2 separate regions of the Homo sapiens genome follow, and region 1 is linked to region 2. A link is an interaction called in ENCODE POLR2A ChIA-PET data of the cell type or tissue named here. Cell type or tissue: HepG2. All regions are shown on one strand. Each heading gives the region's core, and the rest is flanking DNA. Links, peaks and the distances in the headings are about the cores only.

Region 1 (8,334 bases), core at 150-8,149, 130 kb after region 2:
AGCTGGGATTACAGGCATGCACCACCACGCCCAGCTAATTTTGTATTTTTAGTAGAGACGGGGTTTCTCCACGTTGAGGCTGGTCTCGAACTCCTGACCTCAAGTGATCCGCCTGCCTCGGCCTCCCAAAGTGCTGGGATTACAGGCGTGAGCCACCGCACCCGGCCGACAACCTGGTTCTAAAAGTCATATGGAAATGTAAAAAAACTAAAACAACTTTGAAAAACAAGAACAAATTTGGAGGACCTGCACTTCCTGACTTCATGACTTATTATAAAGCTACAATAATCAAAATATTGTGGTATCTGTGTCAAGACAGCCAATTATATCAATGAAAGAGAACAGAAACCCCAGAAATAGACCCACACATATATGTTCAATTGATTTTTGAAAAAAGTGCTAAGTGCAGAATGGATATTCTTTTCAACAAATAATGTTGGAACAATTGGATAGCCATGTGCCCTCAATTTCTTTTTTTCTTTTTCTTTTTCTTTTTTTTTTTTTTTTTTTGTGGAAATGGAGTCTCGCTCTGTCGCCCAGGCTGGAGTGCAGTGGTGTGACTTCTGCTCACTGCTACCTCCACCTACCGGGTTCAAGCAATTCTTGTGCCTCTGCCTCCTGAGTAGCTGGGACTGCAGTCGCATGCCACCACGCCCAGCTAATTTTTGTATTTTTAGTAGAGATGGGGTTTCGCCATGTTGGCCAGGCTAGTCTCCAACATCTGGCCTCAAGCAATCCACCCGCCTCGGCCTCCCAAAGTGCTGGTATTACAGGATCCCTGAAGTTTTAACACTCATTGCCTCATAGGGGAGAGGATTGACTGAGAACAGCTGGGAAAGAACTGGGGTGATGTAAACATTCTTTTTTTTTTTTTTTTTGAGACAGAGTCTAGCTCTGTCGCCCAGGCTGGAGTGCAGTGACGCGATCTCAGCTTACTGCAACCTCCACCTCCTGGGTTCAAGCGATTCTCCTGCCTCAGCCTCCCGAGTAGCTGGGATTACAGGCACCCGCCAGCACACCCAGCTAATTTTTGTATTTTTAGTAGAGACGGTGTTTCAGTGTGTTGCCCAGGCTAGTCTTGAATTCCAGACCTCGTAATCTGCCCGCCTTGGACTCCCAAAGTGCTGGGATTACAAGTGTGAGCCCCCGCGCCCTGCTGATGTAAACATTCTATATCATGATAGGGGTAGGAGCTACTTGAGTGTATTCTTTTTTTTTTTTTTTTTTTAGAGACGGAGTCTCACTCTGTCACCCAGGCTGGAGTGCAGTGGCGCGATCTCGGCTCACTGCAAGCTCTGCCTCCCAGGTTCACGCCATTCTCCTGCCTCAGCCTCCCAAGTAGCTGGGACTATGGGCAGCCGCCACCACGCCCGGCTAATGTTTTGTATTTTTTTTTAGTAGAGATGGGGTTTCACCATGTTAGCCAGGATGGTCTCGATCTGACCTCGTGATCCGCCAGCCTCGGCCTCCCAAAGTGCTGGGATTACAGACGCGAACCACCACACCCGGCCAAGTGTATTCTTTATCAGGCTGCTGTGAATTTTGATTTGTGAATTTTACCACATGTAAATTTTACCTCAAAAATGCCTGTAAACAGGCTGGGCGCGGTGGCTCACGCCTGTAATCCCAGCACTTTGGGAGGCCGAGGCGGGCGGATCACGAGGTCAGGAGATCGAGACCATCCTGGCCAACACGGTGAAACCCCGTCTCTACTAAAAAAAATACAAAAAATTAGCCGGGCGTGGTGGCAGGCGCCTGTAGTCCCAGCTACTCGGGAGGCTGAGGCAGGAGAATGGCGTGAACCCAGGAGGCGGAGCTTGCAGTGAGCCGAGATTGCGCCACTGCACTCCAGCCAGCCTAGGCGACAGAGCAAGACTCTGTCTCAAAAAAAAAAAAAAAAAGAAAAAAAAAAGAAAAATGCCTGTAAACAATGGGTTGGGTATGCTGGCTCCCACCTGCAATCTGGGCACTTTGGGAGGCTGAGACAGGAGGATTGCTTCAGGCCAGGAGTTGGAGACAACCCTGGGGAACATAGTAAGGTCCCTGTCTCTACTATATATATATGTGTGTGTATATATATGTATGTGTGTGTATATATATATATGTATGTGTATATATAGTGTGTGTATATATATATACATATCTATCTATCTATCTATATATTTTTTGAGAGTCTGGCTCTTGTTGCCCAGGCTGGAGTGCAATGACGCAATCTTGGCTCACTGCAACCTCTGCCTCCTGGCTTCAAGCGATTCTCCTGCCTCAGCCTCCTGAGTAGCTGGGATTACAGGCGCCCGCCACCATGCCCAGCTAATTTCTGTATTTTAAGTAGAGATGGGGTTTCACCACGTTGGCCAGGCTGGTCTCGAACTCTTGACCTCAGGTGATCTGCCCACCTCAGCCTCCCAAAGTGCTGGGATTAAGGTGTGAGCCACCATGCCCGGCCTACAAATTTTTTTTTTTTTTGAGATGGAGTCTCACTCTGTCGCCCAGGCTGTAGTGCAGTGGTGCGATCTCGGCTCACTGCAACCTCCACCTCCCAGGTTCAAGCGATTCTCTTGCTTCAGCCTCCCAAGTAGCTGGGACTACAGGCACGTGCCACCAATCCCAGCTAATTTTTTGTGTTTTTAGTAGAGACGGGGTTTCACCGTGTTGGCCAGGATGGTCTCGATCTCCTGACCTCGTGATCCGCCCGCCTTGGCCTCCCAAAGTGCTGGGATTACAGGCGTGCGCCACCGCCCCCGGCCACAAAAAAATATTTTTTTTAAAATTAGCCAGGCGTGGTGGCATGTACCTGTAGTCCCCACTACATAAGAGGCTGAGGTGGGAGGATCGCTTGAGCCCAAGAGTTTGAGGCTGCGGTCAGCTGTGATCACACCACTGCACTCCAGCCTGGGTGACAAAGTGAGACCCTGTCTTAAAGAAAAAAAAAAAAAAGGTCTGGGAGGCTGAAGTATGAGAATTGCTTGAACCCAGGAGGTGGAAGTTGCAGTGAGCTGAGATCGTTCCACACTGCACTCCACCCTGGGTGACAGAGCAAGACGCTGTCTCTAAAAAAAATATATATATATATCTGTAAACAAATATTGTACTCTGGTAAGTAGATTTGCTTTTGTAGTGGTGTGGGTTAGGCAATTCTGAAAATTCCTTTGTGTAATCTAGGTTTGAGGAAACAAGTAATTAGGAATAATGGGAGTTAGATTACTTACTAAAAGAGTGACAAATATGGATGGGGAAAACAAAAGTTTACCCTGAAGTGTTGAATTGGAATTGGAGGTATCAGGATGATCTCATGGTTTTATATATAGACAGAGAAAGAGAGTTATGTTATAAAGAGAACTAGTGTGCATGTCTGTGTATGTGTCCCCTGTCTGTTCACTGAGAGGGCCTACAAACAGATATATCTCTAGCAATGAGCAATAAGCGCATCTAGGGTACAGATTTGGTTTCATTTTCATTTTTCTATTTTTCTTCTTTTTTTTTTTTTTTGAGATGAAGTCTCGCTCTGTCACCCAGGCTGGAGTGCAGTGGTGCGATCCCAGCTCACTGCAATCTCTGTCCCCCAGATTCAAGCAATTCTTGTGTCTCAGCGTCCCGAGCAGCTGGGACTACAGGTGTGTGCCACCGAGCCCGACTAATTTTTGTATCTTTAGTAGAGAGGGGGTTTCACCACGTTGCCCTGGCTGGTCTCAAACTCCTGGTCTCAAGTGATCCACCCACCTCGGCCTCCCAAAGTGTTGGGATTACAGGTGTGAGCCACCGCGCCCAGCCGGTTTTTCCATTTTAAATTATGTCTTGAAATAATTTCGGATTAATAGAATAGTTGCAGCTGGCCCGGTGGCTCATGCCTGTAATTCTAGCACTTTGGGAGGCTGAGGCAGGCTGATTGCTTGAGCTCAGGAGTTCAAGACCAGCCTAGGCAATATGGCAAAAACCATCTCTACAAAACATACAAAAATTAGTTGGGTGTGGTGGTGGGCGCATCTACAAAACATACAAAAATTAGTTGGGCCTGGTGGTAGGTGCCTGTGGTCCCAGTTACTCAGGAGGCTGAGGTGGGAGGATCACTTGAGCCCAGGAGGTCAAGGCTGTAATGAGCCGTGTTCATGCAACTACACTCTAGCCTGGGAGACTAGAGTTGAGACACTATCTCGAAAAGGCTGAAAGGCTGGATGCAGTGGCTCATGGCTGTAATCCCAGCACTTGGGAGACCGAGGCAGGTGGATCACCTGAGGTCGGGAGTTCAAGACCAGCCTGGCCAACGTGACAAAACCTCATCTCTACTAAAAATAAAAAAAAAAAATTTTAAATTAGCCAGGCTTGGTGGCAGGCACCTGTAATCCCAACTACTAGGGAGGCTGAGGTAGGAGAATCACTTGAACCCGGGAGGTGGAGGTTGCAGTGAGCTGAGATCACGCTATTGCACTCCATCCTGGGTGACAAGAGCAAAACTCCATCTCAAAAAAAAAAATAGCCAGGTGTGGTGGCGCATGTCTGTAATCCAGCTACTTGGGAGGCTGAGGCAGGAGAATAGTTTGAACTGGGGAGGTGGAGGTTGCAGTGAGAAGAGATCGCACCATTGCACTCCAGCCTGGGCAATGAGAGCCAAACTCCATCTCAAAAATAAATAAATTAATGAAAAGTCTGGGCACAGTGGATCACGCTTGTAATCCAAGCACTTTCGGAGGCTGAGGCAGGTGGATCACCTGAGGTCAGGAGTTGGAGACCAGCCTGACCAACATGGTGAAACCCCATCTCTACTAAAAATACAAAAATTAGCCAGGCATGATGGTGCATGCCTGTAATCCCAGCTATTTGGGAGGCTGAGGCAGGAGAATTGCTTGAACCCGGGAGGCAGAAGTGGCAGTGAGCTGAGATCTCGCCACTGTACTCCAGACTGGGCAATATGAGCAAAACTCTGTCTCAAAAAAAAAAAAAAAAAAAAAAAAGTTGGCTGGGCCTGGTGGCTCATGCCTGTAATCCCAGCACTTTGGGAGGCTGAGGTAGGCAGATCACTTGAGGTCAGGAGTTTGACACCATCGCCTGGCCAACATTGTGAAACCCCATCTCTATTTAAAATACGATAATTAAAACCCCATTGTCTCAGCCGAAAATCTCCTTAAGCTGATAAGCAACTTCAGCAAAGTCTCAGGATACAAAATCAATGTACAAAAATCACAAGCATTCTTATACACCAATAACAGACAGAGAGCCAAATCATGAGTGAACTCCCATTCACAATTGCTTCAAAGAGAATAAAATACTTAGGAATCCAACTTACAAGGGACGTGAAGGACCTCTTCAAGGAGAACTACAAACCACTGCTCAATGAAATAAAAGAGGATACAAAGAAATGGAAGAACATTCCATGCTCATGGGTAGGAAGAATCAATATTGTGAAAATGGCCATACTGCCCAAGGTAATTTATAGATTCAATGCCATCCCCATCAAGCTACCAATGACTTTCTTCACAGAATTGGAAAAAACTACTTTAAAGTTCATATGGAACCAAAAAAGAGCCTGCATTGTCAAGTCAATCCTAAGCCAAAAGAACAAAGCTGGAGGCATCATGCTACCTGACTTCAAACTATACTACAAGGCTACAGTAACCAAAACAGCATGGTACTGGTACCAAAACAGAGATATAGATCAATGGAACAGAACAGAGCCCTCAGAAATTACGCCACATATCTACAACTATCTGACCTTTGACAAATCTGAGAAAAACAAGCAATGGGGAAAGGATTCCCTATTTAATAAATGGTGCTGGGAAAACTGGCTAGCCATATGTAGAAAGCTGAAACTGGATCCCTTCCTTATACCTTATACAATAATTAATTCAAGATGGATTAAAGACTTAAACGTTAGACCTAAAACCATAAAAACCCTAGAAGAAAACCTAGGCATTACCATTCAGGACATAGGCATGGGCAAGGGCTTCATGTCTAAAACACCAAAAGCAATGGCAACAAAAGCCAAAATTGACAAATGGGATCTAATTAGACTAAAGAGCTTCTGCACAGCAAAAGAAACTACCATCAGAGTGAACAGGCAACCTACAAAATGGGAGAAAATTTTCGCAACCTACTCATCTGATAAAGGGCTAATATCCAGAATCTATAATGAACTCAAACAAATTTAGAAGAAAAAAACAAACAACCCCATTAAAAAGTGGGCAAAGGATATGAACAGACACTTCTCAAAAGAAGACATTTATGCAGCCAAAAGACACATGAAAAAATGCTCATCATCACTGGCCATCAGAGAAATGCAAACCAAAACCACAGTGAGATACCATCTCACATCAGTTAGAATGGCAATCATTAAAAAGTCAGGAAACAACAGGTGCTGGAGAGGATGTGGAGAAATAGGAACACTTTTACACTGTTGGTGGGACTGTAAACTAGTTCAACCATTGTGGAAGTCAGTGTGGCGATTCCTCAGGGATCTAGAACCAGAAATACCATTTGACCCAGCCATCCCATTACTGGGTATATACCCAAAGGACTATAAATCATGCTGCTATGAAGACACATGCACATGTATGTTTATTGCATCAGTATTCACAATAGCAAAGACTTGGAACCAACCCAAATGTCCAACAATGATAGACTGGATTAAGAAAATGTGGCACATATACACCATGGAATACTATGCAGCCATAAAAAATGATGAGTTCATGTCCTTTGTAGGGACATGGATGAAATTGGAAATCATCATTCTCAGTAAACTATCGCAAGGACAAAAAACCAAACACTGCATGTTCTCACTTATAGATGGGAATTGAACAATGAGAACACATGGACACAGGAAGGGGAACATCACACTCTGGGGACTGTTGTGGGGTGGGGGGAGGGGGGAGGGATAGCATTAGGAGATATACCTAATGCTAAATGACGAGTTAATGGGTGCAGCACACCAGCATGGCACATGTATACGTATGTAACTAACCGGCACATTGTGCACATGTACCCTAAAACTTAAAGTATAATAATAATAAAAAATAAATAAATAAATAAAATATAATAATTAGCCCATCGTGGTGGCGCCCACCTGTAATGCCAGCTACTCAGGAGACTGATGAAGGAGAATTGTTTGAACCCAGGAGGCGGAGGTTCCAGTGAGCTGAGGTTGCACCACTGCACTCCAGCCTGGATGACAGAGTGAGACCCTGTCTCAAAAAAAAAAAAAAAAAAAAAAAAAAAAAGGACACAGGTGGGATCCAGGAAATCCATGCACAGGCTTCTTTATGCTCTGTACCTCCCTTGAGCAACAGACTGAAATCCAGAGGACCAGGCACAGGCTTCCAAGAGTCGCCCTGTGGAGTCATACAAGACTCAATTTCTCCAGCAATGAGTTGTGACAACATGTGCAAAGTGTTGTCTACTGGGGAAGCTCATTAGAGACTCAGTGGCCAAGGCTTTTTAGTGGGGACTGGTCACATAGGTACTCTCTACCTAGCACATATCAGAATCCTAGACTCTGAGGGAATGCAGGTGTTCCGCATAAACCACATAGTTTCTACAAACAGTTTAGGCACAATAAACCACTCTTGTTTTTTGTTTTTTTGTTTTTTTTTGTTTTGTTTTTTGAGACAGAGTCTCGCTCTGTCGCCCAGGCTGGAGTAGAGTGGCATAATCTCTGCTGACTGCAACGTCCTCCTCCTGGGTTCAAGCAATTGTCCTACCTCGGCTTCCCCAGTAGCTGGGATTACAGGACACTGCAACGATGCCCAGCTAATTTTTGTATTTTTAGTAGATACAGGGTTTCACCATGTTGGTCAGGCTGGTCTCAAACCCCTGACCTCAAGTGATCCACCCGCCTCGGCCTCCCAAAGTGCTGGGATTACAGGCATGAGCGACTGTGCCCAGCCACAATGAACAACTCGTATCAGTGTAGCAAACTGTTTACTAGCCAAATTGGCAGATGCTAGTCAAGGGCTAACCTTGCAATCAGATCTTTCTAAGGATAATAGTCTCAGTCTCTTCTGTACAAAGACATTTAAGAGAAAGTCGTTCTCCAAAGACATTTAAGAGAAAGTCATTCTCTTTTTTTTTTTATTTGAGTCAAAGTCTCGCTCTGCCACCCAGGCTGGAGTGCAGTGTCGCGATCTTGGCTCACTACAACCTCCGCCTCCTGGGTTCATGCAATTCTCCTGCCTCAGCCTCCCAAGTAGCTGGGATTACAGGCGCCTGCCACCACGCCCGGCTAAATTTTGTATTTTTGGTAGAGACAGGTTTCGCCATGTTGGCCAGGCTGGTCTCAAACTCCTGACTGCAAGTGATCTTTGTTTTTTATGATGTTGATGTCTTGATGAGTTCTTTAGTTGGGGT
Region 2 (8,334 bases), core at 96-8,095:
TGAAATAAGATCGAGGACTGGCAGCTGGGGAAAAGCTGATACTAGTAAAGTAATAACTAGAACAGAAGAGAAAGGAGTCCCCAAACAAATTATCTTAAAATTTGATGCCTGTGCAGCAATCAACAGTGACCCATATGGAAATAGAATAAGATGTGGCTCTCTAGATTGGGAAAGGGGCTATATAGTAGAAAATAAGTATGTTTGTCATGAATTAGGACTGTGAAGTGATGAATGTAGTTACTGGTCCTGTGTCATTTAGGCCACCTGGAAAAAAAGATGAGAAGGACCCTGTCCGCCTTCAAAAAGGAAAGAGTAACTCTTCCTGCACTAGTGGTCACTGTAACCCATTGAACTACTAATTACCAATCCCCTTGATCCCTGCTGGAAAACAGGAGAGTATGTAACTCTAGGAATCGATGGAACTGGACTGGATCCCTGAGTAAATATTTTAGTCCAAGGGGAGGTCCACAAGCGATCTTCCAAACCAGTGTTTCAGACCTTTTATGATGAGCTGAATCTGCCAGCACCAGAGCTTCCACAAAAAAGGACAAAGAACTTGTTTCTCCAGTTAGCAGAATATGTAGCTCATTCCCTCAATGTTACTTCCTGTTATGTATGTGAGGGAACCACTATGGGAGACTGATGGCCTTGGGAAACCCAAGAATTAGTGCCTACTGATCCAGTTCCTGACATAATTCCAGTCCAGAAGGCCCAAACTAGCAACTTTTGGGTCTTGAAAACCTCTATTAATGGACAATACTGCATACCTAGAAAAGGAAAAGACTTCACCATCCCTGTAGGAAGGCTCAATTGTCTAGGACAGAAGCTGTATAAAAGCATAACAGGGACACAGGGACAGTCACCTGGTGGGGTCTAAACCATACTGAAAATAATCCCTTCAGTAAATTTCCTAAATTACAGACTGCTTAGGCCCATCCACAATCTCATCAAGACTGGATGGCTCCCGCTGGACTATACTGGATATGTAGGCACAGAGCCTACACTCAGTTACCTGATCAATGGGCAGGTAGTTGTGTCATTGGCACCATTAAGCCATCCTTTTTCCTACTGCCCATAAAAACAGGTGACCTCCTAGGTTTCCCTGTCTATGCCTCCCAAGAAAAGAGGAGCATAGCTATAGCAAATTGGAAAGATGATGAGTGGTGCCCCGAAAGGATCATACAGTACTATAGGCCTGCCACATGGGCACAAGACGACTCATAGGGATACCATACCCCCATCTACATGCTCAACTGGATCATACGGTTACAGGCCATCTTAGAAATAATCACTAGTGAAACTGGCAGAGCTTTAACTCTTTTAGCCCAGCAGGAAACCCAAATGAGAAATGCCATCTATCAGAATAGATTGGCCTTAGACTATTTGCTGGCAGCTGAAGGAGGAGTCTGTGAAAAATTCAACTTGACCAAGTGCTGTCTGCAAAGAGATGATCAAGGACAAGTAGTCAAAAATATAGTTAGAGACATGACAAAGCTGGCACATGTACCCATGCAGGTTTGGCATAGGTTTGATCCTGGATCCCTGTTTGGAAAATGGCTTCCAGCTCTAGGAGGATTTAAAACTCTTATAATAGGAATGATAATGGTGTTAGGAACCTGCATGTTACTCCCCTGTATGTTACCCATATTTCTCCAGTTACTAAGAAGCTTCGTTATCACCTTAGTTCATCAAAAGACCTCAGCACAAGTATACTACATGAATCACTATTGATCTGTCTCACAGGAAGATCTAGATAGTGAGGATGATAATGAGAACTCCCACTAGTGAGTGAGGTTCTCAAAGGGGGGAATGAGGAGAGAGGCCATTTCTCCTACTGTCCCCTATCTCCAAAGAAAAGGAGGAAGTAAAAACTGAAAAAATAACAGACTGATCAGCACCACTGGCCAGGCCCGTAGGTTAAAGATTAACCCACACCCTAACCGCTTGTGCTATCTATAGATCACAGACAATGGTATGGAGAAACACTTGCCTTGCTCACCACCCCCACCTAGCCATGTACCCCATGCTTGTTCAATCTATCACGACCCTTTCATGTGGACCCCTTAGAGCTGTAAGCCCTTAAAAGGGCCAAGAACTCTTTCTCTGGGACTCAGTTCTTGAGACGCAAGCCTGCCGATGCTCCTGGCCGAATAAAGCCTCTTCCTTCTTTAACCCAGTGTCTGAGGGGTTCTGTCTGCGGCTCGTCCTGCTACAAAATGATCCTGAGATGGGATGAGTTGGGATTCCAAAAACAGAAGCACTAAATGCCAGGGCGATAAGCCCAAAATGCATATTGGGGGAATTTACATACAGAGTGCTGCAGAGACAGATCGCTTGTGGACCTCCCCTTGGACTAAAATATTTACTCAGGGATCCAGTCCAGTTCCATCGATTCCTAGAGACAGCACTCTGTCCTTATGAGGGACAATGAGAGAAAAGGGGTGTTCTACTTAGGTATGTCCACAGCCAAAGGGTCACGGTATGGAGTTTATATGAGGCTTTAAGGAATTTGTTCAGGGCTAGGGTCAGTTTCTTTCAGTGCTTGGGCAACAACCCAGATACCTTTATCAGTGCCTGGGAATGTTCAAGGCCTTGGTTTGGGTTCAAGCCTGCTGAGAAAAACCTGCAGCTCGCTGGGTGGAAGAATGGCCAAAGCACTCTGTGATTTTAGGTCAGAACACAAAAAGAAAGGAGGAGGAACTCAGGGATCCTACACTAGGTGTGGACCTCTTTGCATTTATCTTACTTGTTCATTGAACTTCTTGGATGTGTAGATTAAAATTTCTCCATCAGGGACCCACGTGGTGACTCATGCCTATAGTCCTAGTACTTTGGGAGGCTTAGGTGGGCAGATCACTTCAGGTCAGGAGTTCAAGAGCAGCCTGACCAACATGGTGAAACCCTGTCTTTACTAAAAATACAAAATTAGCCAGGCATGGTGGTACATGCCTGTAATCCCAGCTACTCAGGAGGCTGAGGCAGGAGAATCGCTTGAACCCAGGAGGCAGAGGTTACAGTGAGCCGAGATTGCGCCATTGCCCTCCAGCCTGGGCAACAAGAGTGAAACTCCGTCTCAAAAAAAAAAAAAAAAAAAAAAAAGGCCAGGCACAGTGGTTCACGCCTGTAATCCCAGCATTTTGGGAGGCCAAGGCGGGTAGATCACCTGAGGCCAGGAGTTTGAGACCAGCCTGGCTAATATGGTGAAACCCCATCTGTAGTAAAAACTACAAAAACTAGCTGGGAGTGGTGGTGGGCACCTGTAATCCCAGCTACTCGGGAGGCTGAGGCAGAGAATTGCTTGAACCCGGGAAGTGAAGGTTGCAGTGAGCTGAGATCACGCCACTGCACTCCAGCTTGGGCAACAGAGCGAGACTTCGTCTCAAAAAAAAAAAAAAAAAAAAGGGAAGAAAGAAAGAAAGAAAGAAAGACAAAAATTAGCTTAGCATGGTTGTGGGCACCTGTAATCCCAGCTGCTCAGGAGGCTGGGGCAGGAGAATCACTTGAACCAGGGAGGTGGAGGTTGCAGTGAGCTGAGATCGAGCCACTGCACTCCAGTCTGGTTGACAGAGGGAGACTCCATCTGAAAAAAAAAGAATAAAGAAAGTTTCTCCATCAGGCTGGGCATGGTGGCTCATGCCTGTAATCCCAACAGGTTGAGAGGCCTAGGATGGAAGATCCCTTGAGCCCAGGAGTTTAAGACCACCCTGGGCATAGCAAGACCACATCTCTACAAATAATAATTTTTTTAAAAACCTGGGCATGGTGGTGTGTGCCTGTAGTCTCATCTACTTCGGAGGCTGAGGTGGGAGGATCGCTTGAGTCTGGGAGGTTGAGGCTGCAGTGAGTTGTGTTGAGCCACTGCACCCCAGCCTGGGTGACAGAGTGAGACCCCATCTCAAAAAAAAAAAAAAAAAAAAAAAACAAGTTTCTCCATCAAATGTGGGAAGTTTTTAGCTGTTATTTCTTTGGATATTTTTTTCTGTTCCTTCCTGTTTAGTCCTGATAACTAAGTAACAAGGAAGGGGCCCTAGTTCAGGAAGGGCCCCAGGATGGGGAGAACAATGAACAATTGTTCTGAGAGATGGCTAATCACAAACAACCTGCTGGCACAATGACCTCATTCCACCAGGTAGGCCCCTCCAGCATGAACCTCCAGCCCCCGCCTCTTGGCAGACAGCCCCTTCTCTGCTGCCTGTTGTACCCTGCAATGTATCTTCATACTTTCTCTAACAAATCTGCTTTTCTTTTTTCCTTTTTTTCTTTTTTTTTTTTTTTTTTGAGACAGAGTTTAGCTGTTGTTGCCCAGGCTGTAGTACAATGGCGTGATGTTGGCTCGCCGCAAACTCTGCCTCCCAGGTTCAAGCAATTCTCCTGCCTCAGCCTCCCAAGTAGCTGGGATTAATTTTGTATTTTTTTAAATAGAGACAGGGTTTCTCCATGTTGGTCAGGCTGGTCTCAAACTCCTGACCTCAGGTGATCCTCCCACCTCAGCCTCCCAAAGTGCTGGGATTACAGGCATGAGCCACCATGCCCAGACTTTTTTATTTTTTATTTTTTTAAATTTTTTTGGGGGGGACGGCGTCTCCCTCTGTTGCCAAGGCTGGAGTACAGTGGCGCAATCTTGGCTCACTGCAACCTCCGTCTCCTGGGTTCAGGCGATTCACCTGTCTCAGCCTCCCAAGTAGCTGGTATTTCAGGCATGCACCACCATGCCTGGCTAATTTTTGTATTTTTAGTAGAGATGGGGTTTCACCATGGTGGCCAGGCTGGTCTCAAACTCCTGACCTCAAATGATCCACCCACCTAGGCCTCCCAGTGTGCTGGGATTACAGATGTGAGCCACTGTGCCTGGCCTAAATTTGTTTTTCTTTTCTTTTATTTTCTTTTTTTTGAGACAGAGTCTTGCTCTGTCGCCCAGGCTGGAGTGCAGTGGCCCGATCCTGGCTCACTGCAAGCTCTGCCTCCTGGGTTCACGCCATTCCCCTGCCTCAGCCTCCCGAGTAGCTGGGACTACAGGCACCCACCACCACACCCAGCTAATTTTTTTTTTTGTATTTTTAGTAGAGATGGGGTTTCACCGTGTTAGCCAGGATGGTCTCAATCTCCTGACCTCATGATCCTCCTGCCTCGGCCTCCCAAAGTGCTGGGATTACAGGCGTGAGCCACCACGCTGAGCCAAATCTGCTTTTCTTTACCTACGACTGTCTTGGTAAATTCCTTTACTGCTTGCAACACAGGCCCCAGCTACTCGCAGCCATGATACTTCCTGTCTTCACTTCTTTTATGTATGTATGTATGTATGTATGTATGTATGTATGTATGCTTAATGTTCCCCTTTCATCTCGCATGTCTCCACTTCTGCTGCTATTGCTGTTACTTGTGTGTTGGTGCACCTAATGGTGTCCCATATTTCTCTGATGCTGTGTTCATTTTTCTTGATTCTTTCTACTGTCTGGTCTTCAGTTTGCATAATCCATATTGTTCTCTCTACTAGTTCACTGGTGCTTTTGCCTGCCAGCTCTAATTTACTGTTATCCCCTCTAGTGAATTTTTTTCTTTTTTCTCTTCTCATTTCAGTTATTATACAGTACTATTCAACTTCAAGATTTGTGGGGTTTTGTTTTGTTTTGTTTTGAGACGGAGTCTCACTCTGTCGCCCAGCCTGGAGTGCAGTGGCGCGATCTCGGCTCACTGCAAGCTTTGCCTCCCAGGTTCACACCATTCTCCTGCCTCAGCCTCCTGAGTAGCTGGGACTACAGGCACCCGCCACCACACCAGACTAATTTGTTTTTGTATTTTTATTAGAGACAGGGTTTCACCGTGTTAGCCAGGATGATCTCGATCTCCTGACCTCGTGATCCACCCGCCTCAGCCTCCCAAGGTGCTGGGATTACAGGCGTGAGCCACCGCGCCCGGCAATTTGTGGGTTTTTTGTAATTTTTACTTCTTACTTAATCTTCTCTATTTGATGAAATAGCGTCATCATACTTTCCCCTTCCCTTAAGGTTTTTTTTTTGGTCGTTGTTATTGTTTTTTGGGTTTTTGTTTTGTTTTGTTTTGTTTTGTTTTTTTGAGACGAAGTCTAGCTCTGTTGCCCAGGCTGGAGTGCAGTGGCACCATCTCGGCTCACTGTAGCCTCTGCCTCCCAGGTTCAAGCAATACTCCTGCCTCAGCCTCCCGAGTAGCTGGAATTACAAGCATGCACCACCACGCCCGGCTAATTTTTGTATTTTTAGTAGAAATGGGGTTTCACCATGTTGGGCAGTCTGGTTTCGAACTCCCGACCTCAGGTGATCCACCCACCTCGGCCTCCCAAAGTGCTAGAATTACAGGTGTGAGCCACCGCACCTGGCCTATTTTATTTTATTTTTATTTTTGAGACAGTTTCACTCTTGTTGCCCTTGCTGGAGTGCAGTGGCGTGAGCTTTGCTCACTGCAACCTCTGCCTCCTGGGTTCAAGCAATTCTCCTGCCTCGGCCTCCCCAGTAGCTGGGATTACAAGCATGTGCCACCACACCCGGCTAATTATTTTTTAATTTTTAGTAGAGATGGGGTTTCATCATGTTGGCCAGGCTGGTCTCAAAGTCCTGACCTCAAATGATCCACCCACCTCGGCCTCCCAGAGTGCTGGGATTACAGGCGTGAGCCACCACACCCGGCCTATTTTCTTGAATAAATGTGTCTCCATTTGCTGTATGACCTTTGAAAACTCTCAGGGGGTTGTTGTTTTATTTTTTAATAATTTCCACCAGTTATGCTTGCTTTGTTGGGGAGAAGGTCCACTAAGCTCCTCATCCTACCCATCTGAAAGTCCTTCTCTCTCTAGTTTTTAAAATGGTGATATATAGCTAATAGAGAAGAACATGCATACAATGTACATAAACAGTTTAATGAATTGTAAAATTAATATATGTGTAACCCCTGCCAGGTTAAAAAAGAGACTGTGACCAATTCCCCAGAAGTCACCTGCACACTTCTGAAATTGCTTTTTCCACTTAACAAAATATTCTAGCTATTGTTCCCTGTTAAAACTTCTAGAAGAATTTTTAAACCTGTTTAATCACGGTATGGCATACACTGATTTATAAGCATACAGATTGATGAATTGTCACAAATAACACAGAAAAGCTTACTCCTATGGTTTAGACACGGTTTGGCTCCGCCAACCCTCGTGTTAAAATTTGATCCCCAGTGTTGGAGGAGGGGCCTGATTAGAGGTGTTTGGATCTTGTGGGTGGATCTCTCAGGAAGGGAGTGAGTTCGTTCTCACTCTTAGTTCCCTGGGGAACTGGTTGTTGAAAAGAGCCTGGCAAAGGCTGGGCGTGGTGGCTCACTCCTGTAATCCCAGCACTTTGGGAGGCCGAGGTGGGTGGATCACGAGGTCAAGAGATTGAGACCATTCTGGCCAACATGGTGAAACGCTGTCTCTACTAAAAATACAAAAAATTAGCCGGGCGTGGTGGCGCGTGCCTGTAGTCCCAGCTACTCAGGAGGCTGAGACAGGAGAATCGCTTGAACCCGGGAGGCGGAGGTTGCAGTGAGATGAGATTGCACCACTGCACTTCAGCCTGACAACAGAGTGAGACTCCATCTAAAAAAGAAACAAAGAGAGAGGAAGGGAGGAAGGAAGGAAGGAAGGAAGGAGGAAGGAAGGAAGAAGGAAAGAAGGAAGGAAGGAAAGAAGAAAGGAAAGAAAGAAGGAAGGAAAGAAGGAAAGAAAGAGCCTGGCACTTCCCCTCTCTCTTGCATGGCTCTTCCTATGTGATCTCTGCATGGTGGCTCTCCTTGGACTTAGGCCATGAATGAAAGCAGCAAAAGGCCCTGACCAGAAGCCAAACAGATACTGTCATGCTTCTTGTACAGTCTGCAGAACTGTGAGCCACATAAACCTCTTCACTTTATGAATTACCCAGCCTTAAATAACTAATAAGTAAATAAAAATGTTTAAAAAGATTTCAAGTGCCGGGCACAGTGGCTCACACCTGTAATGCTAACACTTTGGGAGGTCAAGGCAAGAGGGTTGCTTGAGCTCAGGAGTTGGAGACCAGCCTGGGCAACATAGTGAGTCCCAATTATATAAATAAAAAACATTTATAAATAAAAATAAATACATTACCCAGTCACAAGAAGATCACTTGAGCCCAGGAGTTCAAGACAAGGCTGGGCAACATAGTGCGACTTCCTTTCCACTAAAAAAAGAAAAAATTAGCTGGGAATTACTTGGGAGCCTGAGGTGGGAGGAGTGCTTGAGCCCAGGAATTTGAGATTGCAGTAAGTTATGACTGAGCCACTGTACTCCAGCCTGGGCAAACAGTGTGATACCTTTTCCCAAAA

The links. ChIA-PET counts read pairs that join two places held together with the same protein. Peaks named below come from ENCODE experiments on the same cell type or tissue, not always from the same donor. Only the 100,000 strongest peaks of a DNase experiment are listed, where the experiment ranks them.
Region 1: POLR2A ChIA-PET joins it to region 2 with 5 read pairs; 5 of 35 experiments call an interaction of 5 or more read pairs at or near these places.

What each region holds. Positions count from the first base shown.
Region 1 is chrX:49,008,131-49,016,464 of GRCh38, reverse strand. No RefSeq gene overlaps it. Among named protein-coding and RNA genes, the nearest start is that of GRIPAP1, 10 kb to the right of the region's middle. In HepG2, for the core only: no CTCF peak of the experiment used is centred there; no DNase peak of the experiment used is centred there; H3K4me3 peaks cover 377 bases.
Region 2 is chrX:49,133,443-49,141,776 of GRCh38, reverse strand. It overlaps LOC105373195 (a long non-coding RNA gene), which reads left to right. Exons shown (of 3, transcript XR_007068230.1): 3 at 1-2,172. Among named protein-coding and RNA genes, the nearest start is that of GPKOW, 14 kb to the right of the region's middle. In HepG2, for the core only: no CTCF peak of the experiment used is centred there; a DNase peak (open chromatin) is centred at 4,066.